2 separate regions of the Mus musculus genome follow, and region 1 is linked to region 2. A link is a loop called in an ENCODE intact Hi-C map of the cell type or tissue named here. Cell type or tissue: left cerebral cortex. All regions are shown on one strand.

Region 1 (8,000 bases), 62 kb after region 2:
AGACCACGGCCTGGGCCACGTCTGACCTCAGAGACAGAGATGAGCCTGCCTGCTCATCACTGTCTAGATATATTACCTGTCCCCATCTCCAAAATATAACAAAATATGGAACTCAGTGGCCAAAGGAACCCATTCAGAGATAGGGTCAGCACTTCCCTTTCTTTCCCATATTTCTCTCTCCTCGGGGTTTCTGGGTTCTTAGGTTCTCTCTCTCTCTGTCTCTCTCTGTCTCTCTCTCTCTCTTTCTTCTTTTTCAGATTGTGTGTATGTGTGTGTGTGTGTGTGTGTGTGTGTGTGTGTGCACATGCATGCAGGTACCTAAGGAGACCAAAAGAGGGCATCAGATTCCCTGAAGCTCTGAGCCACCCTATGTGAAGAACTGAACTCAGGTTGTCTGCAAGAGCAGCAAGGACTCCTAACCAACAAACCTTCTTCCAGCACCTGTAACCCAGTTGGCACACAGTATGTAGCCAAGGGTGACTTTGAATTACAGATGTAGGAAATCATACTCAATTTTATGTGGTACTGGGACCTGAACCTGTGGCCTCATGTATGCTAAGCAAACAGTCTCTCTGCTGAGCTACATTGCACTGCTCCATAGTGTGTGTTTCTGGCTCCTCAATTCTCTAAAGCTTAGTTCTCACTGGTCATGCAGCCTTCTTTAACATGGCCTTCGCTGTGCTGTTCTGTTTAGAAGAGTGTAAAAGTAACTCCTGCCCTAAGAGTGTGACTCTGTGGTAGCATGCTTGCCCAGCATGTATAAGGCTGGGTTCAGGTCCCAGCAGCACAAATAGGGCTTACAAAAAACCATAGCTCCTGGCTAGAACTGAAGTTTAATCCTGTGTCTTGGGCCACCCTGTGGCTGTCTCCATGCGGTGCTGCATAGGGAAATGTCCTAGAGCTTATTGCTATGAAGAGCTACCAAGCAACTCTTATAAAGGAAAGCATTTAACTGGGACTGGCTTACAGTTCAGAGGTTCAGTTCATTGTCATTACAGCAGGAAGCATCACAGGATGCAGGCAGCGTGGTGAAGTAGCTGAGAGTTCTACATCTGGATTAGCAGGCAACAAGGAGAGAGAACAACACTGGGCCTGGCTTGAGCTTCTGAAACCTCACTGCCCACCCCCAGTGACACACTTCCTCCAACAAAGCCACACCTACTCCAACAAGGCCAAATCTCCAAATAGCGCCACTCCCTATGAGCTTATAGGGGCCATTTTCTTTCAAACCACCATAGGGGAAGACATTAGGAGTCAGTTCTAGATTTCTCTAATACTTCTCCACAGCAATGACATCCCTGTCAAACTCATCCAGTCCCCTGTTCTATCTCCACTGCATTCAGTATCCACACTGCACCCCTGACTCCCCATGCAGGCCCTGCAGCCACTTGGCCCCCCTGCTTCTGCTCCATTCAGGAATGTTTCCGGCCCCTCCTCCAGGATGGAAACTACCTGTGAGGAAGGAAATTATTCAGAAAGTTGTAGGATAGTATCCTCCAGTTTTTCCTTCCACTCCCTACCCACTGCTCTACTGGAGCGGCTGAGGACCAAAGACCGAACACAGCTCTGTTCTTGAAGAGGTTGGTCCTCCTGGGCAGGACATCTTTGGTGCTGTGACAGTCTTGATTAGAAGGTGTAGACACAGTGATCACACCGCAGTCTGCTCTTCCAGAAGCCTGCAGTTAGGTCAGGAAAATAACGGAGACAAACCGACAGCCTGAGTGTGGAGTGCATGTTGCAGCTGTGCCTTCTGGAAGGGGTGGCCAGGCAAACTGCTCCAGAGAGGGAAGCCCTGGAACTGTCAGAACTGTTGAAAAGGCTTGGACAGCAGCAGCCATTTGACTGGGGCGGGGGGGGTGAGGGGTGATCACTTGTGGTAGCCACTCAGCTGCAGAGGCACAGGTAAGCAGGACACTGAGAGACACTGAGACACACTGAGACACTGATTCAGGTGCCTGGAGCAGGAACAGGTGAGAGGTACCAGGCCAGAAAGGCAGGTTTTGGGCCAGAGAGCCTTGGGGCTTCAGAGCACATGGGGTGAATCTAAACCTGAGATTCACCTGAGGAGCATAAAGACTTTGGACCATGAAGCTATTACAATCAAGTCTGTTGGAGGATGCTCACCAGTGGCCAGTAGAAGAAAGAGAGGAGGGAGAGGGTGAAGAGAGGAGCCATTCAGAGGCTCAAGCATGGACAGGTCCTATGAAGCTAGAAGAGGAAGGTGGCATTAAACCCTGGCATGATGGGGGCTGAGGAGAGAGCTCATTGGTTGAAGAGCTTGCTGTGCAAGTGTGCAGGCCTGCGTTCAGATCCCCAGCACCCGTGTGGAAAAGCAAGCACATCAGGGTACACGTGAGAGCCCAGCGCTGGTGGGCGGAAACAGGCGGGTCCCGGGAGCTCACTGGCCATCTAGGGTAGCTGAAACAGAGAACTTCAGATGCAGGGAGAGATCCTGTCTTGAAGAGTAAGATGGGGAAGCAATTGGGGGATGTCCTGACATCAAGCTCAGCTCTTCATATGCACCCTTACAGCAAGCACATCCCTCACACATGTACACACACACACACACACACACACACACACACACACACACACTGGCGTGATGGATAGCTGAGTTAGCAGAACACTTGCCTAGCATGCACAAAGCCCTCAGTTCAATCCCTCATACCATATAAACCAAATATGGCTGCATATGCTTATATTCTCAGCACTTGGGAGGGGGAGGGATCAGAACTTTAAGGTCACCCACATCCTTGTCCTATATATGGAGTTTGGGGTCAGTCTAGAACTGAGACCCTGTGTTAAAATAAACAAACAAAAACCATGCCATGCCAGGACAGACAGACATAAGAGTAGACGGGAAGGGTAGACCCTGTTCTGAGTGACAGCAAGATTCCTTGGCCCCTGCCCACGTACCCTGTCACCCTCAGTAGCCTTACTTGATCCAACGTTTTCCAGCCCAGATGAGCTGAATGTGGCTGCTCTCACCTCTGCAACTCCCTCAGAGCCCTGGACGTCAATCTGAAGTTCTTTTGGTGACTAACCCTCCTCGTTCTTTCTGCTTTACAAAGCACCCGAGCATCTCCAAAGCCATGGACTTCTGGAACTGATGACGGTCCAGGACTCCCTGTTCCATCTGCATGGAGAAGCTGAGCCCAGTGGCCTCACAGGCAAATGAAGTTCAATTCAAAAGGTCAGGAGTTGAAAGTCAAGAGTCAGAGGTCAGAGACTTTAGAGTCAGGTCCTGACTCTGACATCTGCTACTCTATATGCGTTGGGATAAATTAATTAACCTCCCAGCTCTGCAGCTTCCTTGGCTATGAAATGGGAACAGTGGAGGTACCTGCCTCTAAAGCAGCAGTTCTCAACCTGTGGGCCGGGACCCCTCTGGGGTTGAACAATCCTTTCATGAGGGTCCAAGGGTTGCAGCATTGGGAAAGTTGAGAGTCACTGATCTAGAGCCATAAAGACTAAAGGACATAAAGACATGAACAGCACAAAGTATACAGTGTCAGGCATACAGCAAGTACTCGGGATGTGTTGGACTCTTCTCTTCTTTCTTTTGGTACCAGGGATCCGACCCAAAGCTTCATGAAATCTAGGCAATGCTCTACCACTGAGCCACACCTCCAGCTGATGTTTTCCTATGGGAAGCACAGAGGCATAACTCGGTCTCTGTTTTCACAGAATTAACATGTAAGTAAGGAAATAAGTGCCATCCTGCTTGGAGCTAAGGACAAAAGAGAGGGAAGGTATCAGACCACTCTGGGTGAAACCCCAGTCTAGGGAGGGTGTGGCACCCAGAGCTCAGTCCCTGTTTCAAAAGCTTGGTTTGAGATGGGGGTGGGACTCGGAGAGAAAGCACTAGCTTGGCGTGTACAAAACCAAACACGGATGGAGCACCATGGGAGAATCACTTCCTATCTAGGGAGCATCTAACAAGCTGGGTAAGGCTGGACCTTTGCAATCAAGGTCTGGCCTTTGCTGCCTCTGCCTGTGTCTCCCTGGAGAACTACCAATTTATTGAAGCATTGCCTCCTCAGGGAAGACTCCCATGGTCTTGCTAGACACAGTGCATCTCCCCTTCACACACAGACTCCACCTCCATCAGATTACATGGTACAAAAGGAGCCTATGACTCTCGATCTCTCTCTCCCTCCTCCCTCCCCCTCTCCCCTCCCTCTCCCTCTCTCCCCATCTCTTGTCTGTCTCTCTTCTCTCTGTCCCTTTCTCTCCCCTCTGTCTGTCTATGAGTGTATGTATCCCTGTGTGTGTGTACCTGTGTGTGTGCATATGCGTGCATGCCTGCCTATCAATTTGTCTGCTTGTTTGAGTTCCAGCACACACACAGCAAATTACACACAAACATACACACACACATACACACACACACACACACACACACACACACACAAACACCACTATATGATAGAATGAATGGATAGACTGGCTAAGAAGCAATCTGAAGGCCCTGGCCTATCAAGAAGATAGACACACTGGATCTAGACATGTCTCTCTGACATGGAACAGAATAGTGATTACCCTCTCTAGGGCTTCCAAGAAAATCCAGGACAGTAAGAGTAGTGAGATTCCAGGAGTCCCCAACTGGCTCTGTCCACAGAACCTGCCTACCATCATTCCCTCACACCACCAACACAGCACCTTCAGCCAGGACTGGCTATCTTCCCAAGCCGGGCAGCATGCCCTGGAAAAGTACCACAAATATAACACAAGTCTGTTACCAAAACAAAAAGAGGGCAGAAAAGGAGTCCATGCAAAAGTCTCTCGAAGCAGGCCAGAGCGGTCCTGCTCACCTCTGCATGGTTCATGCAGGCCAAAGCCGACAGCAAAACCAGCTTCCAAAGCATGTTGGATAAGCAAAGCTGGCTGTGCTCTCTCCGAAGTGGCTCCCTCCAAGAGCCCATAAGGGCAGCCCTGGAAGTCCCACATATACTTCTGACTGGTGCTGGATCTTTTAAAACAAAATGATTCTCTTTTTATTCATGTGTATGCATCTATGTGAGCATAGGTCTCATGGGTTCAGGTGCCTGAAGAGGCCCAAAGAGGGAGTCCGATCCCCTGCAGCTGAAGTTGCAGGCAGTTGTGGGCCACCCACTGTGAGTCCTGGGGCCCAAACTCAGGTCCTCTGCAAGAGCAACAAATGTTCTTAACCACTGAGCCAGCCTTCCAGTCCTATGTGTACTTGATCTTGGACAAGACATTTGGACTTTTTGGGCCTCAGTGCCTCCTCTCGAAAATGGGTGTGTCCATGACTAGGCAAAGGCCTTCTCAGTGAGAACAAAGTAGGAACTTGAAATTAGAGGGGCTTTGTGAACCATGAGGAGCTACCCACCCAAGGTGCATGAGACATTTGGATTGTCATATTGTTGGTAAGATTCAAGCTCTTTACCACTGGGTCAATACTATGACCCTGTATGGGGTCCCCAGCATCTGCCTTGAGCTGGATTTTCTGACCCAAGACCCAGCAGAATAATTGGGGAAAAGAGAGATGGGTATGTGTGTCCAGATATGTGTGCACACAAGCATTCAAGTTTGTATGCCTGTGTGTACTTTGCATATCTGTGCCTGTGTATACTTGTGTATATGTTGTTGGCTGACATTTATGCATCTGTGTACACCTATTTTGTACATGTTCATGGATGTATATCCATGTGTGCATGTGTGTAGAATTGCATTGCATTTGTGTGCATATGTGGGTGTGTGTGTATCTGTGTCTTCCCAGGGTGGAGAGCGGCAAGGATGGAGGGGAGAAAAGAGACTGAAGAAGAAAAGGAGAAAAGCAGAGGGAAGAGGACTGAGGTATTCGGTTACATGATCTAAATTCTAATCAAACATCATTTAAAGCGTGTTTTATTTCAGCCTCCGGAGAGCCGGTCCCTCCTGGCTGCTCACCATGGCAACGAGCCGCTCATTTCAGAAGTGTCATGGCACATTATCGTCCTGCCGCCTCACACGCTCTCGCTGCCTGACAACTTCGCTCTGCCCCTTGCGACAACCATCCCCACTCTGCTGGTTTATTTTTGGTGTCAGCCTTTCCCCTCCCTGCCCCCCTCCCCATCACCAGTGGATTGAAAGACAACCTCGGCCCTCCAGCCGGTGAGCATCGCAGCCTGTTTGGTGATAAGAGATAATTTGAGAAGATATTTGCTTACATGTGTATGAACAATTTGCTGCGTTAAGACAATTCCACCCGGTGCAGAGGACGGCGGTGGGGCGAGGGGGGTGGCGGGGGGTGGCCAGGGATCCAGTTGACAATACCTCAGGAAAAACGAAGGAGAGGGTGCCCCTCCCTTCTCGGAACCCCCTCAATCTCTTAGAGCTCCTCTGAGGTTCTCCTCAACCCACCTTCCTAGCGTCCTCAAGCTATGATAGTCCTGCTGCTTGCTAAGTTGCTGTGTGACCTTGTGTAAGTCACTCCCCTTGTCTGTACGTCCCTTTCCTTATTTGTTAAATAATGGGGTTGGGTCAGGCAGCAATGGATGCCTTACCAAACATGCCACTGTGTGAATCAGACATTCTAAACTGATATGGGGGTAGTAAAAGGCCCACAAAGAGGACTATCCCCTGATCTTTTCAACACTGCGGAGACAAATGAAGAGAAGAAATGACCTAGGCAGGTAAGAAATGGGCAGGGCTTGCAGTGGGGTCCTCAATCTCCCCCAAAGACCTCAGATTTATCCTCTCCTGGACAGGGGTCTCCAGGAGACCCTCCCTGATCTCTATTACAGAGGTGAGACACTACTGTAGCCACCTGCCCCCTTATATCATATCCCTATGAACCCATGTGCACAGCCTAGACCAGGGGCCAGGACTCGGGTCCTGGGACAGATTCTGAAGCCAGGGGCAGGAGAAGTGCCTGAGAGCCAGGACAAGCTTCTGAGGCCAAGCACAGAAACAATGGGAAGAGAAGCAAGAGTGGCCCAGCTTGAAACTTCCACCCACTGAACACAAAGAGTGACAGTCCACACTGTGTCCACTGAAGGCCTGCAGGTGTCATGTGTACACTTAGATCAAAAGGTCTGATCCCCGTCTCTAGACAACCTCTCCCTTCTGCAGAGGGAGCCCAGGCTTCAAAGATACCATTCATCCACGTATTTTCTAGCTAGCATGCATGATGACTGTTGAGATTTTTAAAAGGTTTGGCACAGTCCGGGGCATACAGTAGGCATTCAATAAATATCAGCTGTTGAGTTATCATGTAACTGGGGAGTCTAAAGAACAAGGGCTTTGGACTGATGGGGAAGGCCCCTGCTACCTCAGGCTGCTGTGTGTCTTGTGGCTGGTTTGGCTCTACTTAGGCCTTTCCTATGGCAAGCCAAATTCCTGCCATGGCTACACCTGACTCCAAGCCCTCTGCCCGGTCCTGCTTGGTTCTCCGGCCCTTCCAAGTGTGTTTTGCACCATAGAGGATAAACTTCCCCTGAATGCCTTCAGTTCTTACCTGCCCAAGTGAGGGTGACCCGCAGCCACAAGTCCACACGAGCCCCTACACCATGAGGCCACCACTCCCATGCCCTGCCCTAGAGTTAGGAGGCCCATCCCAGGAAATCTACAGCAGAGAGAGAGAGAGAGAGAGAGAGAGAGAGAGAGAGAGAGAGCTGGGTCTCCTTTACCATTGAGCACTGTGTAGGCACCCAAGCCTCATCAGACCCCTTGTTCCCTCCAGACACAGTGAACTGTAGAGGCAGGGCCAAGGCCAACTGTATTACCTCTCAGCCACAAGGCCTAAAGCCAAAGGTTTAGCCTCAGGGCTCTTATCCAAAAAACAGAGCTTACAATCCCTGTTTCAATGAGCTGCAGGCAGGTAAGAGCACTGAATGCTCTTCTGAAGGTCCTGAGTTCAAATCCCAGCAACCACATGGTAGCTCACAACCACCCGTAATGAGATCTGTTGCTCTCTTCCGAAGACAGCTACAGTGTACTTACTTATAATAATAAATAATTCTTTAAAATAAGAATGAGTTGCAGGCATGACCAGA
Region 2 (8,000 bases):
CGAAAAGTGAGCATGGGAAAGAGAGATACGCTGGGGGCTCCATAGACAGCCCAAAGGTGTGTTTCAGTCCTTCTGCATCAGAATATCTGGGGTGGAGCTCTGGCAGGGGTGTGTTCTGAAGTCTTCTGGGGTTGATAATTACTGTGTGGATAAACATGGTTGACTGAGCCTGAGGTCCAAGGCTCCCAGGGCAGACCACAGTAGGACAGCCCACTGTGTGCAGCCTGAATCCAATCAGTCACCCTCCCACCTCATGCAGAAGAAAAGGACAGGATGATAGGATGAGAAGGAGGGAAAAGGTCAGAGCTCTGCAGAGCCAAGGACCTCCTGCAAGCATCCCTAGTCTATTGACATCAAGGAATGCCTACAAATGTCCCCCATCTATATAACTAAGTATCTGAGGAAATGCCATCTTGATGGGGTGAAAACAGACCCCAGTGTCCCATAGGGTTCTTGTTTGTAGTTCAAGTCTCTTTGAGGATGTGGAGTCCAGCATGCTATTGGGAAGGGTCAAGTGTTTCCACAACCCCACACTAGGAGCCTGAAAGGTTTGAGAAGAGTGTTGTGACTGTATTAAGACAGTATCTCATGTAACCCAGGCTGGCCTCAAACTCACTGTGTAGCTAAGGATAACCTTGAACTTGAGACCTTTTGTATGGAAGGAACATGAGACTCGTCACAAAGAACTTAAAAGCACATGCCTGGCAGAGCTCCAGCCCAGATATTCTGATGTAGTGAGGTTGGGGTACAGCCTGGTGTGGAGATGCCGGGGGATACCAACACGCCTGGTTATGAGGTGTTGGAGATCTGACAGAGGCTTTGTATATGCTAGATAGGCACTCTGAGCTCCATTTCCCATCCCTGGGACCTTGAAAGTAAGCTTTCCAAAGCCAGAGAGGGAGCCTTGCAGCGCATACACCTTTGATCCCAGCACTTGGGAGGAGGCAAAGGCTGGCAGATCTCTGTGGGCTCTGTGAGTTTGGGGTCAGCCTGCTCTACATAGAGAGTTCTAGCCAGAGCTACTTAATGAGACTTTGTTTCCAAAAAAGATAAGTTTCCCAACTCCTTGTTCTACAGATGGGGAAACTGAGGACCAAGGAAGGAAGAAGAGCTAAGTTAGATAGACTGGCTAGCATCTTGGTGGCAGTGTGCCAGGGAGATTTCTCTGGGTGGAGATGCAGGGCTGGATGGTGTCTTGTTCTATGAGGTTGCCAGAACTCCTGTTGGTAGCAGGAATGAAGACATGGAGAAAGGTGCTGTATGCATGGTAGCACTTAGGTTAAGCAGGAGTGTCAACTGAAAGGCTCAAGGTTAAATTTAGGCCAGCTGCCAGACTTTTGAGAAAGGTAATTGGACTAATCACTGGTGCTTTGTGACGCAATGAGATGAGGAAGGTGGCGAAGACTAGGAATCAGGGTTCAGTTGGAGGGAGCAGGTAACTGTGCATCATGGGGACCACCCTAGAGAGGCATATCATGTCCCCAGGCCTCTCTGATCACTCTCCGCTCCTGTCCACCACGAGATAACCTGTGCTCTCAATTGTATTCTGCTTCACTACATGTAGACCCAGAAGCAATGGACCATGTGACCATGGACTGAAGCCGCTAGAACTACAGGCTAAAATAGACCCGTCTGCCCTTAGGCTAAAATAGACCCTTCCGCCCTTGAGCTATTTTCTCAAAGATATTTTGTCACGATGACAAAAACTGACAAACATGGATGTCCTGGGACTGCTACACCAAATTTTCACAAGCATAGAGCAGACATGGATTTTGTCACAACTGAGGTCTGAACTCAGTGTCCCTAACTCATAGCTGTATACCTCTACTCTGTCTGAGGTGTCACAATGCTTCCCTCTCCCACATCTCCTACAAAGGAAGCTGATCACTGGATTCAGAGTTCAGCATGGTGTCATCTCAAGGGTCTTAACTACGTTCACAAAGACTATTATCCATACAAGGTCTCATTCGCAGGCACTGACTTTTGGATATACCTTTTTTTTTGTTGTTTTGGTTTTTTTTTTGTTTTGTTTTGTTTTTCGAGACAGGGTCTCTCTGTATAGCCCTGGCTGTCCTGGAACTCACTCTGTAGACCAGGCTGGCCTCGAAATCAGAAATCCACCTGCCTCTGCCTCCCAAGTGCTGGGATTAAAAGCATGCACCACCACGCCCGGCTGGATATACCTTTTAAGGACCACAATTCAACTGGTTACAGGAACTTCTTGGGTCAGCCCTGGGTGTGACCCTCCTTGGAACAGACGCGAGTGTACCCTCTTCAGCCACCCCCCCTCTGCAGGTGAGTAGATTCAGGTCCCACACTTGCTGCTGGCCATCAGGGGCCAAGCCAGAGGTATAAGAGAATGCTGGGTCCCGTGGCAGTTCTGTGGCAGTCCCAGGTGGCAGCCACTGTGCTCCAGGCTAGCCAGGAGCCAAATGAGGAGCTGAGTTTCTGATTCAGAAGCCCTTGGTGTCTCCAAGGGGCTACACATGCATCCACAGAGGCCAGGGGCCTGCTTAATTCGTGCTAACTTAACGGTATGCAGATTTAGTGGAAAGAATTAGGGAGGAGATTCTGGGTCTGGCCCCAGGAAATTCTTACTGCTGACCTAAGGTCTCTCAGGCTGGGGACTTGGTCAAGTCTTCAGCCTATCTGACAGCATAGGCTAGTAAACTAGCACATGCCCAGAAGGGGGCTCCGTACCCTATAGGTACTCCACACCTTGTCAACTAAATAAAGAAAGGAACACAGGTCTTCTCTAAAAGGGGAAGCCTAAGGGAGGTCTCCAGGCAGACAGGGGACCACCGTCAGTGATAGATTGTAAGTACCACCGTTTACACCCATATACATAACACAGTGCACACACACATACATACATGTACACTCATGCATACATATGAACACAACCACATGTACATGCACACATGCATACACCCCTCAAGGGTCTGAGACAACTAGAAAAAAAAAAAACAAACACCACTACATTGCAAAATAAAAGTTTAATAAACAAAAGTAAGGGCTGGAGAGGTGACTCAGAGGTTGAGAGCACTGACTGCTCTTCCAGAGGTCCTGAGTTCAATTCCCAGCAACCATATGGTGGCTTACAACCATCTATAATGAGATCTGGCACCCTCTTCTGACATGCAGATATATATATATATACATATATGCATATATATGCAGAACACTGTGTATATTATAAATAAATAAATCTTAAAAAAAATAAATGAAAGTAAAATGGAGACAGGAAATGTGGGTAGAGATAACAACCCTGGAATCATCCATTGAGGACCTACTGAACTCAGGACACGGACTGATGTTAAAGGTTTCTAGGTACAGGCAGGAAGCTTGGTGAAAGGCTTTAGAGTTCCGACTAGACCCCGGAGGGCTTTAAAGTAGCTGATCCTTAAAGGAGTGAGCTGCTGGGTGGACACAGGATGGGGGCCGGACCTGGCCATTCAAGGCTTCCGGTCTCTGGGTCTCTGAGTACCCGGAGCTAGAGCCCGGAAGAACTAGCAAGCCGAGGGAGTGAGCTACTCCTGTCTGCTAGGTTTAGAGTTGAGACCTGCAGCCTAGGTGCTGTTCTACGACTTGGCCTCAGCTTTCTATAGCCCAAGCTCACCCCTACCTCATCTGACCTAGTGGAGCCATCCTTCTGTTCTGAGGCCAAACACCCTTGGTGTATCCCACAGCACAGCCAGGAATGCTCGGCTCAGGCTTCCTTCTAAGCCACATGAGTATCTCTTCCCTACATCATCCCTTGAGATGTCCTGTATCACTGGGCCCCTGCCTACTCACCAATAACCTTAAGTGAGGGAATCAGAACAGCCCAAGGCTCTGGGAGGCCCCTTGGAATTGAGGGTAAGAAATCAAATTCCAAGCATTCGGAAACTTCCAGTATTGGAAGGCTCAGCCCTCAGTCCTCCTGTCTGTACTGCAATGTGGCCTTGGATAATCCTCTAACCTTCTCAGGCCTCAGCTTCTTCAGTGTGAGGCCCAGAGAGAGGGATGACAGACCTAACTCTACTTGCAACTCAAGCAGAGCCCCACACACTTCCCCATAACATGTCACAGGCTCTGCAGGACCACAGCACCAGTCCTCTTAAAACTGTGATTTCTTTGGGGGCAATAACTCTGCTTTATTGACCCTCACATTCCCTGCTGCCTAATCGAATAAAGTGCAGAAAATACTCTCACAGCCCAGAGTCAATCCTGGGAGATACACCCTGTGACCCTTATAGAAAACGAAGCTGCCACACAGAGACATGCCTGGCTCTGCACCAGTACATCAAGTGTCCAGTGCATTTCTGCCAGCTAGATGGAAGGGCACACTCGTAGATTAATGAGCAGACTGCTGGATGGGTGGGTATATGGGAGAATGAATGAGTGCATGGGTGGGCAGAGAGTCCGGTAAACAGATGGCGAGTAGGTGGGATGGGTGGGCAGGTAGATAGATGAGTGTGTGAGTGGACTGATGAGTGGGTGGGTGAATGGATGGACGGATGTCAGGTTGGTGGATTGATGATAGATCTGTGGATAGGTGAGTGAATAGACGGGTGTACAGACAGTAGCTCTGGAACTCCTGTGTTATCAGGTCCCAAGAGTAAGCAGAGAGATAACCTACGGACGGAGTAAGCCAAGCGGGGAGGTGTTCTGAAATAGTAAAGGACTTCTAACCCCCCCCCCATAGATAAAAAGATAGCAGAAGCAGAACCCCACCCACATCTCCGGCAGGCTGCCACTTCCTAAGTTTTGGCATGGCTCCCCCCAACGCCAGCACACACTTGGAGCTAGTGACTGTCTCGAGTGTCCCATCACACTCCAGCAGAGGGGTGGTTGGCAGAAGCTGCAAGCGAGTGGGTGGGCGGTGATCTGCTCCTTCTTTGTCAGCTGTAACCTTCCTCCTGGCTGCCTGTTCTCTGCAATGTTACACCAGTCCTGCAACACTTGGATGCCTGAGCCAATTTTGTCATGCAAATGAATTCAGCCCACTGTAAATCCTTCAGAAGGGGGTGGTAAGTGTCCAGAACCTTGGGGGGTGGAGTTACCTAAGAATGGCTTCCCTGATGTCCCCTTCATTGCCACCAAGGCAACATCTCAGACCTATGCATTGGACAGACCCCTGGTAAGGACTAGAACAAGCCTTACTTATGGATCTTCTCTCGTGATTGGTTAATCATCTGAGATACAGAGGGGACAGTTCCCTGTACACAGCCACACAGCCAATTAGCCAGGGCTCAGCTAAGCCTCCCTGCTCTCTGTCATACCTTTCCCCATAGGCTGAGCTGTTCTTGCTATAAACCCCATACAGAGACAACTGGCCTCCCAGACGGCCTGAGCCCACTCTTCCATCTACTCTTAGCTGCAAAGTGAGCCCGGAGCCTCCCAGGGTCAGCCTCTCATCCCCTTAGCTCTGTGACAGAGGACTAAAATATAGACAAGAACCAGAGTGGCCTGGAAAACCAGAAGGACCAAGAGGACAGGCCGTTGTGTTCTAGGATAGGTGATAGCAAGAAAGATTGGCCAAAGCAAGGCCAGGCTGATACCTAATACCGGTCAAAAGCAGGGTAGGGGGGGGGGGCAAATGTCAAGTGTTTCTCCAAGGAGGGCATCCAGGACCCATGTCATAGGTCACAAAGGTAAGGAGAGAGGTTATGTTGAGAGATAGCAAGTGACTAGGGTCAGAATGTCTAGACCCGAGGTGTAGGAACAGGGAAAGACTCCAGTTGGCTGGATTTTCTTCACCAGTCTTGGGAAATTCTGTCTGGAACTCTAGTTGTCCCTACCTTACGAATCAGAAAATGGAGTTGAGGGAAATTGTGAGCCTGTCCACCAAGGCCACACATCTTGCTGGGGTGATTTAATTCTAAAACCACAGGTCACAGGCTTTCCAAAGTCTATGTGCTTTCCTCAGCCACACCTACCTAATACTGCCATCAGGTGTCACCACACAGAGCTGCTGATAACAGAAGGGAGAAAAGGGGAGGGGGCGTCTGAGTTGACAAATGTAGAGGTAATTTCCAGGAAGTGAGTTTCTCAGAACCCTTGGGGCTCCCTAGAAGTACACTGCTCACAACCCCACCATCAACGTCTGCCCTTTAAGCCCCTCCCATTAGACCTGCACCCACCTCCCAACTGCGCCTGCGCACACCCCACCCTACAGGTCTCTAGGTCTTTATCCAGGTGTTCTCTCCCCTTGGAATGCTCTTCGCGCTCCATCTGCTTTCTGAGTTCCACGGCTTGGCTAGATTCAAACGGCCCCTCCTCTGCACTCCAGCATTCCCTAGCTCTCCCCTTCCACCTAGTTGTTTGCCAGCATTTACACTGGGTTGACTCTCCTCCCTAGTCCTCAAGGGGCAGGATGGCTCCCAAGCGTTAAAGCACCCTCCTTGCCAGTGACCCCCAGGGAGACCCTCTATAGTCCCTAATATGCCCCGGGGTGCTCTTCCGCCCCATCCTCCCCATCAGTAAGTCTCCATGCTGGGGACACTTCCATCAACCAAAATGGTGGAGATCGGTCACTGGCTAAAAGTGCCCTCACTGCCTAGGTTTACCAAGGCATTTTTGAGAGAGCTGTAGACCGGAATGGCCTCAGCTATGAGCTCAGGGCCTCCTAGCCCAGTGGCAGGGCTTGGGGACCTCTATGTCCCCTATGCTGCATGCACCAGTGCGCTCTTCTGCCTGGCAGCCTCCTAGGCCACAGCAGCCAGAAGGCAGAGTGCTGGGAAGGAAGGCACCTCCTTGCCACTGGGTAGACAGCTTTTTTGTTTGTTTGTTTGTTTTGTTTTTTTGTTTTTTCGAGACAGGGTTTCTCTGTATAGCCCTGGCTGTCCTGGAGCTCACTTTGTAGACCAGGCTGGCCTCGAACTCAGAAATCCGCCTGCCTCTGCCTCCCGAGTGCTGGGATTAAAGGTGTGTGCCACCACGCCCAGCGACAGCTTTTTAAAGTCCCTCTGGACCTGGGCAGGCTCCTTCCTGGGGCCTCAGTTTCTTGCAAGGCAACCGAGAGGGTGTCCCAGCAGTGCCAAGGTTTTCACCCTGTAGGAGTAAAGTCCAAACTAAAACCTCCATTTATAACTTAGATACCATTCCCTGGAGCCCCCCGCCTTGAATTAGGTCAGCAGTTTCACAACCTGTGGGCCGCAACCCTGTTGGCAAACCTTTATCTCCAAAATTATTTATGTTACAATTCATCACAGTAGCAAAATTACAGTTCTGAAGTAGAAATGAAAATAATTTTGCCGTGGGGGGGGTCACCATAACATGAGGAACTGCTGTATTAAAGGGGTCAGTCACAGCATCAGGAAGGTTCAGGACCACTGAGTTAGATGAACAAGGGAATGCTGGACCTACAAGGCCCCATGGAACAGTCACTGTCTAGAGGGTGGTAGGGATGCTGAGTTCTTAGTGCAGACCCTGTGCTCACAAAATTCCTAGGGACGCCATCTTATGAGGTTTTGTAGCCTCTCTATATACCAGAGTATCAGCCCTACTTCACAGAGGGCCAAAGAAGGCCGTCTCCCCAAGCTACCTAGAGCCCAAAGTCTGACCCTTCTTCTACTCAGTGGCTTGGTCCCTGTCTTTGGAATGCAGTGAGCCTCTCTGCCTCTGTTTACCCACTTCCTTTGGCTGGCTTCATTTAGGGTGGGTGGGAAGTAGGACAGAGGAGGGGGTACCCTGGGCAACAGAGAGAGGAAGATGGCCAGATGGTCTGCACCTAGTTCTCACTTGTGTGATCATAGTGGTCCAGAGAGTCTGACTCTTCATGGATACTCAAAGAAATGGTGACTGAGGACCAAGGTCCACACCAGTCATCCTAGCAGTCAGGGAGCTGGCAGGATCTGAAGCTTGAGGCCGACAAGTGTTACATAGGAAATTAAATGACAATCCCAGCGACATTGTAAAACCCTGTGTCAGCCCTCCTCACATACTGCCCCCACTCTAGGCAAAAACAAACAAAAACAATAAGTTGGCATCTGTTCTCTCACATGGATGTTGTATGA

Evidence for each region. Peaks named below come from ENCODE experiments on the same cell type or tissue, not always from the same donor. Only the 100,000 strongest peaks of a DNase experiment are listed, where the experiment ranks them.
Region 1: a loop joins it to region 2, with 3 times the contacts of the local background. A loop is called at or near these places in 2 of 42 quality-filtered maps.

The regions. Positions count from the first base shown.
Region 1 is chr11:84,755,072-84,763,071 of GRCm38, forward strand. No RefSeq gene overlaps it. Among named protein-coding and RNA genes, the nearest start is that of 1700109G15Rik, 39 kb to the left of the region's middle. In left cerebral cortex, no CTCF peak of the experiment used is centred here; DNase peaks (open chromatin) are centred at 4,683 and 5,938; H3K27ac peaks cover 2,025 bases.
Region 2 is chr11:84,692,824-84,700,823 of GRCm38, forward strand. No RefSeq gene overlaps it. Among named protein-coding and RNA genes, the nearest start is that of 1700109G15Rik, 24 kb to the right of the region's middle. In left cerebral cortex, a CTCF peak has its summit at 4,836; DNase peaks (open chromatin) are centred at 4,445 and 4,850.